2 separate regions of the Homo sapiens genome follow, and region 1 is linked to region 2. A link is a contact called in ENCODE POLR2A ChIA-PET data. All regions are on one chromosome and are shown on one strand. The core of a region is the stretch at or near the end of the contact, and the rest is flanking DNA. Distances in the headings are between cores, read along the strand shown. Region 1 has its middle 83 kb from the start of TBC1D9. Region 2 overlaps NAA15 (N-alpha-acetyltransferase 15, NatA auxiliary subunit).

Evidence for each region. ChIA-PET counts read pairs that join two places held with the same protein, here RNA polymerase II (POLR2A).
Region 1: POLR2A ChIA-PET joins it to region 2 with 10 read pairs in activated B cell. The contact joins two enhancer-like sites. POLR2A ChIA-PET finds 5 or more read pairs at or near these places in 2 of 52 experiments (activated B cell and activated CD4-positive, alpha-beta T cell).

Annotation. Positions count from the first base shown.
Region 1 is chr4:140,836,441-140,842,273 of GRCh38, forward strand. No RefSeq gene overlaps it. Among named protein-coding and RNA genes, the nearest start is that of TBC1D9, 83 kb to the left of the region's middle. Within about 2 kb of position 3,616, at least 2 of the 41 ENCODE cell types and tissues checked have a DNase peak (open chromatin) inside an H3K27ac peak, as active enhancers do.
Region 2 is chr4:139,313,089-139,318,633 of GRCh38, forward strand. All of the region lies in intron 1 of NAA15 (N-alpha-acetyltransferase 15, NatA auxiliary subunit), which reads left to right. It also overlaps the pseudogene RNU6-1214P. Among named protein-coding and RNA genes, the nearest start is that of NDUFC1, 13 kb to the left of the region's middle. Within about 2 kb of position 2,328, at least 8 of the 41 ENCODE cell types and tissues checked have a DNase peak (open chromatin) inside an H3K27ac peak, as active enhancers do.

The DNA of each region.
Region 1 (5,833 bases), core at 2,366-4,865, 1.5 Mb after region 2:
GCCATATATCTTTCACAACTACCAATCCTCCTTGACTTACGATGGGGTTATGTCCCGATAAACCCATCGTAAGTTGAAAATATCATAAGTTGAAAATGCATTTAATATGTCTAACCTACTAAAAATCGTGGCTTAGCGTACCCTACTTTAAACGCGCTCAGAACACTTACATTAGCTTACAGTTGGGCAAAATCATTCGGCAACACAGTGCACAGTAAAGTATGGGTTGTTTCCTCCTGATCGTGAGGCTTACTGGGAGCTGTGGCTCACTGTTGCCGACTAGGATCACAAGAGTATCATACCACTTTCTACTGAATGTGTAGCACTTTTGATCCATCATAAAGTTAAAAAATTGTGAGACAAACCATCTTTAAGTGTTGGGGATTGTCTGTACTCGGCCCTGCCATAGTACCACAAAAGCAGCCATAGATAATATGTAAACAAATAAGCATGGCTGTCTTCCAGTAGAACTTTATTTACAAAAACAAGCAATGGGCCAGGTCTGACCCACTGGCTATAGTTTGCTGACTCCTATTCTAAGTTATTACATTGTGTTTAATTTTTTGTATTTTAGTTCTTTGATGAACATTGTGCTTCCTCATCTAGGATTACGACCTTAAAAAGCATTTGTAGACATAAAATTGAAGTGAATTTGCTGAAGGTCAAAGTCTTTGAAAGGCTTTTTACCCACATTGCCAAATTCTTCCTCAAAGGACACAGCCACTGTCATCTGCTAAACCAGCAATATAGGCTACTACTGACTTCACTAACCTGTCTTCAGTATTTATTTTATTCATTTCATTCAAAGTCATGTTTAGGAAGATGTGAGAAACACACATTTGAGTGTCCAAAGTCAAAGAATGGGCGCAGAGACATGAAGAACAGTGGAAGCGAGACTTTTAATGGTGGTCTTGCAAGATTGGGTGTCTGGTAGGCAGGCACACCCGGGGCAGTTACAGCAGATAATTTATCTCCCAGCACACAAGTCCCTCCCCAAGTTCCTCATTGGTGGAGTACTATGGGGTTATAATCTTCCCAGATATCGCCTATATTTCATTATTCCCCTTATAAGGTTATAGTCCCCTTCCCCTCTTAAGTTTCGATTTCCCAATAACGAAACTTTCTTCCCTTTTATGGGCTGACCCCCTCCTCTACATTCTGTTTGCTTATTGTGACCTTCTAGGTGCATGAGCCGTGCGGTATATCACAACCGCAGTCTGGCTGCCAGTACTTAGATTTATCATGCCTTGAAAATGGACCATTTAAAATATTTTCTCACAGAAGATAATTACCAGGTGGGGAAAAAACAAGCTGAAAAATAGTATTAAAAATTTAAAAACTTAAAAAGAGTAAAAAAACTGTTATTTTGATTGGCAAAGAAATGAAATTTCATTATTGTTTTAAACAGTATTTCCTGGAGGCTGAATCTTTTCCCATGTTTGCTAATCTGTGGCACTTCCTCTTTTGGGACATGTCTGCTTATGTCTTTTCTCTAAGTGAGAATCTAGAAGGTATGTAGCTGTTCCAGTTAACTATGCTTAGTAAGTGTTAAAGGCAACATTTGAAATTACCCAAGTATGTCTTCAGAGGAATGTCTAAATAACTTTGGTATATAGTTGACAATGGCATTTTATGTGGGTATTACAGATTTTTTGTTTGTTTTGTTGTTCTTTTAGGATTGTAGGTGGCAGAATTTAATGATGTTTATGTTTCAGCTCATCGCCGTCTGTATTCATTGATTCGTCTAAGGCATCTTCTTTATCTTATTATTTTTTCCCTTTATCTCTATATGTTTCCTGTGGCTGCTGCAACAAATTAGCACACATGTAGTGGCTTATAACAATAGAAATGTATTCTCTCACAATTCTGGAGGCCAGAAGACCTATATCAGTATCACGAAGCTGAAATCAAGGAGTCCTCAGGGCCACAGTCCGTCTGGAGGCTCTAAGGGAGCCTCTTCCCACTTCCATTGGCTCCCAGCATTTCCTGCTGTGGCCATATCACTCGAATGGGCAAGGCCAGCATCTTCACATCTCTGCTCTGTCTTCACATGGCCCTCTCTGTGTTTAAAATCTCCCTCTGCCTCCTCTTATCAGGACACTTGTCATGCCCCCGATGGCAACTGACTTTCTAAGCCTATCTCCTACTCCCTCGTAGACATTCTGTCTGCTTGTTATTTTTCAATTACGTCCTATAATTGACTGACTCTAAGTGGCCTTTTCAACCATCACTATTTATTTAATTCCAATGAATCTTTCAAGTAAGATCTAAAATAATAGCACACTGATAATCATTTCCTTATTTTCCCCAACTAGTATTTCCTTCCTTTATGATTTTTAAAATTTAATGAATACTTTTTGAGGGTTTATTTTATGCAGGTACTATTCTAAGGCCACAAATACTTTCTTAGTTCTTTTTGTTCAACTCGATGAAGTAGATACTATTATTTTTCCCAATTTTAAGTTGCAGAAACAAAGGCACAGGGAGGCTAAGTAATTTGCCTGAGGTCACACAGCTGTATGTCTCAGAGTTGGGATTTATTTTGGCAATCTGTAGAGACAAAGATTTTAACTTCTCTGTGTGCTGCCTTCTTTTCTGCTGTTCTCTTTATTTTATCCCTATTCCCTCCCTCTTTTCCTTCAATTAGTAAATGTGTGTGTCATGTATGTTAGTGAATAAAGCAGTTGTCTCATGAATGTGTGATGGGGAAGATGCACATGTAAACAAATCAACAAGCAATAAACACATAAAATTCACAGAGATGAGTAATCAGGGAAGCAGTCGGGGTCCTGGGAGTTTGCTTTTCACATTTTAAAATTAACTTCATTATAGAGCTTACTACATTCTTTTTTGAACTGTTCTGGAAATATTTGCATACCAGTCTTATCAATTTTCATATGTTTCAGATTCCAGGAGATGTTGATTTTTTTTTCCCTGTATGCTCAGTAAGATGGGCACGGTGAACATCAACTAAATATGAGTTGGATCAATGAACTAATGGAATAGCTTCAGTCAATACTGAACCTGTTAATGGTTTCTGGTCATCCTCTGACTTCTGCACGTCAGTCCTGGGGCCTGGCACAGGGATGCCTCAGCGTCTGGCTGGTTGAGCAGGAATCTAGAGCATTTTGATAAGTATCTGAGCAAGTCCCTAGTACTTAAAGTGAGGCCACCTTCAAATAAGTCATGACGGGATTTACATAAGGAAGAAAGGCCTGTCTGAGATGACGCTCTGTTAAGCCTCCATATCCAGGAATCTGCAACAAGCAGCACATTTTTCTGAACTCTGCAAGCTGGTTGGGGGTAAGAAATTATAGTAATTAGCAACATGGCAACAATTTAGTATCTAGAAGAAAACAGGTCCTGCTGATGCCACAAAAACAAGGAGGCAAAACAAAGCTCTCTCTGTGTGTAGCACCACCTTCTAAATTTGGGGGAAATTGCTGAAAAGGCATTACTGTGCCTTGAATGAGAGGTTGACCTAGAGAGGTCATCTGAATTTAAAAACCAGAGCTTATGCCTTTCAAAATCCTTAAGCCAGGCCTGCCTGAGCCATGGAGCAGCCCCTCCTCTCCCCAGCTGACTTTTCCCATGTCACCGTTCAGTGTGGCCAGCATTTCCTGATGCCTTGGGAGGATGGCCAATCTTGGTCTGGTTCCATCATAATAAAGATTCCCTGCTAGCAAGTTCTGGAAGACTTCAGTTTCCTTTTTAGAATAAGTCGTTTATGATTCTGTGCTTTGATGTGAAAATCCATGTGTCAGTTCATGGAGTTCATGGAAAGGAATGAAAAGCTTGTAAGACATGTTTGTACTCCCTGTGAGGTAGGCTTAACTGTGCCCAGAAAATAATAAATCTTCTAGGAAGAAGAGACTTCTTCCCACTCAATAAAAGCAATCACATATGCCTGTAAGCACCTCTACCTCAGCCTGGGAAACTGTTACAGCCTCTAAAAATGAACTTGTCTTGATCTAAGACCAGAAACTTGGGTGCTAGGCCCTTGGACAACAGAAAGGATAATCTGAATCATTCTTTTCTCTTTGCTCCTCCCCTAATCCTTTATTTACCCAAGTCAATGCAAGGTTAGAAGATTATGTCCATAAAGACCTGAGCTGGTGAAGGGCCTCAGAAATCCATGGAGTTTTGATTACATTTTACGTTTCATTCACAAAGCATCATTTATTAGCATGTGTGCAAATTGAGCCAGGTTATTTAACATTACAATTGTTTATTTTTTTCTGGATTCTGAGCATATATTCTTCTTGCCCTTCATTATCCAGGAAGGAGACTGACAGAAGGCATGGCGTCAATGACTACTTGTTTAATAAATAAATCAATAAGGAATGCTCTTTTTAAAATAAAATAAATGGAAGTATTTTTGATACATTTGCTGATTATAAAAATCTGTCCATTCATTGTAAAAAAATTAGCAACTCATAATGTATATAGAAATTTCTAACACACTATCTTCTCCTGGAGATAACCACATACACTTAGAGTTGAAAGAAAGAAAGAAAGAGCAGCTGGGTGTGATGGCCCATGCCTGTAATCCCAGCACTTTGGGAGGCCAAGGCAGGTGGATTGCTTGAGCTCAGGAGTTCAAGACCAGTCCGAGGCAATATAGTGAGACCCCTGTCGCTTTAAAAAAAAAAAAAAAAAAAGGGAAATACCTAAAGCGTGGGAGGCTTAAAACCTAGATGACAGGTTGATGGGTGCAGCAAACAACCATGGCACATGTATACCTACGTAACAAACCTGCATGTTCTGCACATGTATCCCAGAACTTAAAGTAAACAAACAAAAAAGAGCAGATGGAAGGTAGGAAAGATGAGAGGGGGGAAAAAAAAGCAAGAGAGGAAGAAAGCAAGCCAGCATGTGTAATAGTAACAAAGCTGCTATTGTTGGACTGTAGATTGTTTTTAGTTTTCACAATGATAAATAGTAACACAATTGATTCTTCCAATCCATGAACATGGGATATCTTTCCATTTACTTATGTCTTCTTCAGTTTCATTCATCAATGTTTTGTAGTTGTCTGTGTTCAGATCTTTCACCCCATTGGTTAAATCTATTCCTAAATATTTTATTCTCTTTGATGCCATTGTAAATGAGTTTGTTTTCTTCGTTTGTTTGTTTCTTTGCTTGTTTTTGAGACAAGGTCTTGCTCTGTCACCCAGGGTGGAGGGCAGTGGCACAATCACAGCTCACTACAGCCTGGAACTCTGCTGTGTTGCCCAGGCTGGTCTTGAACTCCCGGGCTCAAACAATCCTTCCTCCTTGGCCTCCCAAGGAGGTCCATGCTGAGATTACAGGCGTGAGCCACCGCTCCTGCCTTGAGATTGTTTTCTTAATTTTTTTTTTCAGGTAGTTTGTTGTTTGTATACTCTCTACTTATATTCTGATATCTTGCTCTAGTTTATTAATCTCTTCAAGTACTCTTAAATCCTTTCTGGAACAACACAGGCTACAGAAATAAATAAACAAACTAAACAATAAACATGCCTCCCTGACCTGCCTCATAGGTTGTTATGGGGATTAAATGAAATAGAACAAAATATAAGTTTTATGTATGCTGTGAGACAAGGTACTCATGAGAGGTACTCTATTCTTGAACTGCTGGGGTTGTTGTTTTAGAGACAGGGTGATGTTAATTTTTAACTTTTTTTTTTTTGTAGAGATGGGGTCTCACTATGTTGCTCAGATGCTCAGGCTGGTCTAAAACTCCTGACCCCAAGTAATTCTTCCTCATTGGCTTCTCAAAGTGCTGGTATTACAGGCATGTGCCGCTGCACCCAGCAGAAATACTCTAATATTTATTTGCTATAGTATTTGG
Region 2 (5,545 bases), core at 1,078-3,577:
ACATTCCTGAGTGGCATCTGTAAGAGTTGTTTTATCTGATTACATAAAAGGAGAAGTGAAAGTTTGCTTTTAAAAACAGTAGACCTAGGGAAAAAAAGCCTGGCCTTGGTTGGTTGTCTCCTTTTACACATGGTTGCTGTTCAAATTCAAAAACTTTTTTTTCCTCTCACAATAAAATGGCTAAAATGGCTTACACTTAAAATGTTACTCTATTTTTCAAAGAGAACTTGTTGGGTAGTACAAGATTACCTTTAATTATCAATGTTTGAGGACCAAGTTAGAATTTTTAAGAAGGGGAACATTAAGCAAAGCAGTATTTATTTAGTATCTATTTTGAGCCAGATTTTATGCTAGACTTTTTACATGTTAGCTGATATAAACTTTGTGACACTCCCTTAAGGAAATTGTAAGTATAGCCAATACTTAATGACTACATTGTTACAGTATATTTCTTTCTTTTTTTTTTTTTTGAGACGGAGTTTCGCTTTTGTTGCCGAAGCTGGAGTGTAGTGGCCGCGTGATCTTGGCTCACTGCAACCTCCGCCTCCCTGGTTCAAGTGATTCTCCTGCCTCAGCCTCCCGAGTAGCTGGGGTTACAGGCATGTGCCTCCATGCCCGGCTAATTTTGTAATTTTAGTAGAGACAGGGTTTCTCCATTGGCTGGCCTCTAACTCCTGACCTCAGGTGATCTGCCCGCCTCGGCCTACCAAAGTGCTGGCATTACAGGTGTGAGCCACCGCGCCCGGCCTGTTACAGTATATTTCTAAATGCTTTATATACAGGTAATTCCACTGTATCGGGACATGGAGATTCCTAAAAGTCGCTGCGCTTTGCAAAATCACGCAATAAAAACCACAGGGCTTATGGGGAAAATGAGTTTGACCACAACATTAAAAAACATTATTAGTGACAGATTAAAAACAAAGATAAGAACTTAAAATGGTAGTACTGTTTTACATATGTTAAATGGTTAACAAATACATAATACTATGATGTAAATATTGCACTTTACCTTGAAAAAGACAGTGCTTGCTTGCAGAAGTGGGCATCTGAAGGATTACAGTTTGTAAATTATTGTGAAGTGGAGAAAGTCAGGTTATCTGAAATCTGATGGTAAGTTGTAACATCAGATGTAGATGGGTGTGGTTCATTGTGGCTCACAACATACAAGGGGATCTGAGGTAGTTGTTTGAGGTGTGTGTCTGGGTGCTGCTGTGCATGCCTATGAGACTTGTTTTGGCTAGGTGCTGTTTTCTGTGTTCATCTAGAGTTTCTAATAGATGAAATTCATAGAAGCAAACATGAAATTTAAAATGTTAAAAATGCTCCCCATGAATTGTGTTGGAGCCAATGTGTGTTTTCAAAACAAGCAATGTAACAGAATTTACCTGTACATGATTTAACTTAGAGTTGTAGAGATCATATATCCTGTGTTTGAGTAGTTCTTAACTCTGAAGTATGGCTGTTTACTAAGAGCCCTAGTCTTGCATCTAATACCTGAGATAGTGCCACATTCTTTGCCGTCTTAGGTTGCCACTGCCACTAAATGAAAACCAAGGAGACTTAAGCATCTTCCAACTGTTTCTTTGTTAGGGAAGCTTTTTTGTTGAGATGGAGTCTCGCTCTGTTACCAGGCTGGAGTGCAGTCGCATGATCTTGGCTTACCTCAACCTCTGCCTCCCGGGTTCAAACAATTCTCCTGCCTCAGCCTCCTGAATAGCTGGGATTACAGGCGTGTGCCACCATGCCCAGCAAATTTTTGTATTTTTAGTAGAAACGGGATTTCACCATGTTGGCCACGATGGTCTCAATCTCTTGACATTGTGATCCGCCTGCCTCGGCCTCCCAAAGTGCTGGGAATACAGGCATGAGCAACCACACCCGGCCTAGAGAAGCGTTCAGTTCAGTTCAGTTTAGTTTAGGTTAGGTTAGGTTAGGTTAGGTTAGGTTAGGTTAGGTTAGGTTAGTTTAGTTTAGTTTAGTTTAGTTTTTGAGACGGAGTCTCGCTCTTTCACCCAGGCTGGAGTGCAGTGGCGCGATCCCGGCTCACTGCAAGCTCTGCCTCGGCCTAGGGAAGCTTTTGATAGAGGCTAATTCATTTTAAAGATTTCTGTGGGAGACCAAGTGACATTTTAAAACCCAGGAAATAGGCCAGGGACGATGGCTCACGCCTGTAATCTCAGTGCTTTGAGAGGCAGAGGTGGGAGGATCACTTGAGCCCAAGAGTTCCAGGCCAGCCTGGGCAATATGGCAAAACCCTATGTGTACAAAAATACAAAAATTAGCCAGGCGTGGTGGTACGTGCCTGTAATCCCCGCTACTTGGCAGGCTGAGGTGGGGGATTGCTTGAGCGTGGCAGGTCCAGGCTTCAGTGAGCAGTGTTCATGCCACTGCACTCCAGCCTGAGTGACAGCGTGAGACCGCGTCTCAAGAACAACAATAACAACAACAACAACGACTCGGCAAATCTGAGTAAAAGAGAAAAGCAGTACTTTTCTAAACTACCTCCCAAATTAGGTAGTGAGATACGTATACAAGTGCATGCCCAATGGTAAAGCACGTGTATTATTAGTACTTGCTCTTTTGTAGATGTAGTCTATTTTAAACCTTAGCTTTTTCACTGAATTGATCTCATCTTTGGTTTATGTTATACTTACTCTGGGTCTTATATTCTGTTTGATGTTTTTATTTGCTTATTTTTTATTTTTATTTTTTACTTAAGAGAGTTTATATTTTCATTAGTTACCTTTATATTATACCTTTAAAAATCCTCTTAGTCTCTCTCTTTTTTAAAAAAAAAAATTTAGGTTTCTTCTATTTGGTTTATCAGCTTTAAATTAGAGCCATTTGGTTTCATTTTCTTACGTGTGAAGTCTTATTCCAGTTTCTTTTTTTTCTGTCTCTTTTCCTGTGATTTTTTGAAGTTATATTTACTTTGTGAGAGTATGTCATTTTACATACTATTCTTCCTCGTCAATACCTTTGTTTTAAATTTAGTACTACAATATTGTTAAAGATTTACAGATCTTTTCTTGAAGTTCTCAATCACTTCTTGGATAAAGCTCATCATCTAGTAGATTCCTCAGGAATGCTTGTGAAACAATTTCTTAAATTTTTACATGTTTAAATTGTTTCCTATATCCTTGATATTTGAAGGACAGCTTGGCTGGATATAAAATATTTGATTCACATCTACCACCTGTTCTGTCTCTTCTATATGTATGACTTTTCTTTGATTCTTTTCACATCTATTTCTTTTTCATTTATGTGAAAGCATTCCTATTTTCTATCTCTTTAGATCATATCTGTTCTCTCTAGGGCATCTTTTGTAATTTAGTCTTCATTTAAGTTCAGTTTGTTCATGTTTTACAAGTTCCTGTTATTTGTCTACTCTGTTTAAAATTTTGAGTTTCTCATTTGAGGTGTTCTTTTATGTCTGCATTTGTTATTTAATTACTTTAAATTTGCGATGGATATGGTGATATTACATCTTTTCTCTGTAAGCGTTTTTGATGTGTTTTCGTCTGCCCAAGTATTTTACTTTTTATTCCTTATAAGTAATTTGGTATGAATGCTGAGTCCTTTTTTCTGTTCAGGTTGTTTGTGCCAGATTTTATTGTACCAACAATATTGTTATCTTATTTTGTCTTATTTTGGTGATGGGGTTAGGGTGGCCTTCTCAGTCTCTTAGTTCAAGAGCATTCTGATTTGTTGCCACAGTGAAATGTAGTTTTAAAAATAAATTAACACCTCCCCCCACCCCCCGCCATAGTTCTGTCTTGTTTTAGTAGGCCATCTATGCTCTGGTCACTTCCTTTTTTTCCTTTATCATCAACCCTCCAAATGACACCTCCTTCTCTCCCAGAAACTGTGCCTTGCTAAAACTGTTGCCTTTGATCTTACATACTTTCTAAGTGTATTTTTGACTTCCCAGTAGCCATTGCTCTCACTGTCATGTATCAGATGTGCCAGTACTTTCTCTCAGATGGGGCCCTCTCCTGATGGTAAATCCTCAGTCATATTACATGTAATTCGGTTACCACTAGGACTCTGCTATATTGCTCTTCTGGACAGTTCCCATTGAAGCTTCTGGTCTTCAATGTTTATGCTCTTATACGTAAATTGGAGTTTTTAGTCATTTCATCTCCTTATAATGCTGTGGGGTCAGCTATGGATGATTTTATTTGCTCTTTTTCTTGGCCTGTATGGTTTTTATGAGGATTTGTGGAGGGTGTAGAAATTAGAGGATCGTGGGCCGGGCGCGGTGGCTGACGCCTGTAATCCCAGCACTTTGGGCGGCCGAGGCGGGTAGATCACGAGGTCAAGAGTTCGAGACCAGCCTGGCCAACATGGTGAAACCCGTCTCTACTAAGAATACAAAAATTAGCTGGGCATGGTGGCACATGCCTGCAATCCCAGCTACTCGGAAGGCTGAGGCAGGAGAATCTCTTGAACCCGGGAGGCGGAGGTTAGAGTGAGCCCAGATCATGCCACTGCACTCCAGCCTGGGTGACAGAGCAAGACACTGTCTTGAAAAAACAACAAAACAAACCCAAATTAGAGGATGGCCATTAACCTATAGGGGACTTAATCTGTGTTTTTTATGTGCTATGCTTGAAAATATTTGTGTTTGCTTTAAAATAATTTGCAATTCAGGTTTTGTATAATTGGATAATTGGTTATACTTCTGTTTTACCCCATTGTTCTCTCTTCAAACTCTCTTGGAAGTATTTGTCATGGAAATAACTATGAGGTTATATTTTATAGCTGTCTGTCAATCATGTGTGTAATCCTTGTTTTGCAGATTTCTACTCTTATCAAGCAGGAATCTGAAATGCCACTTTAATGTTCTTTCTTCAAGTGACATAATTTCATGCTACAAAGTAAATGAAATATAAAATCTGGCACATTTTATGATACATTTACAAGAGTATAATATTCAGAAAGTGGATGGTGATTGTTGCACTCAATTTTGCTTGCTAGTAAGACCATATATGTAATTTTCACTTCTGTGTCCAAAACTTCCAAAGATAAAGACCAATGACGCCCTAATGCTTGTACTCCACAAAAATATTGGTGTAAAATTCCTTACAGATCTTTCTTGTCTTTTTTATTCTGAGACTGAGTATTTATTACCTTTATAATATTAAGATGCTTTTTGTGTGTGTGTGTGAAATACTAACGCCAAAATTTTTTTTAATGGCTTATTTGGAAAAATAAAAATTTAGCAATTCCATTTCGGTTCCCCCGTTTGTTTTTTTGAAACCCTATTAGTTTTTTAAATATACGGTGCTTCTTTGGCAGCACATATACTAAAATTGGAACAATACAAAGAAGATTATTAGCATGGCCCTTGCACAAGGATGACATGTAAATTCATGAAATATTCCATGTTTTCTTAAATATAAAAAAAATAAGTAAAACATAGAAACATGGGAATAATATTATATCAACTTCATAGAGTGGTCTAAAATGTCAAAGGAGGCTGGGCATGGTGGCTCACACCTGTAATCCCAGCACTTTCGGAGGCTGAGGTGTGCTGATT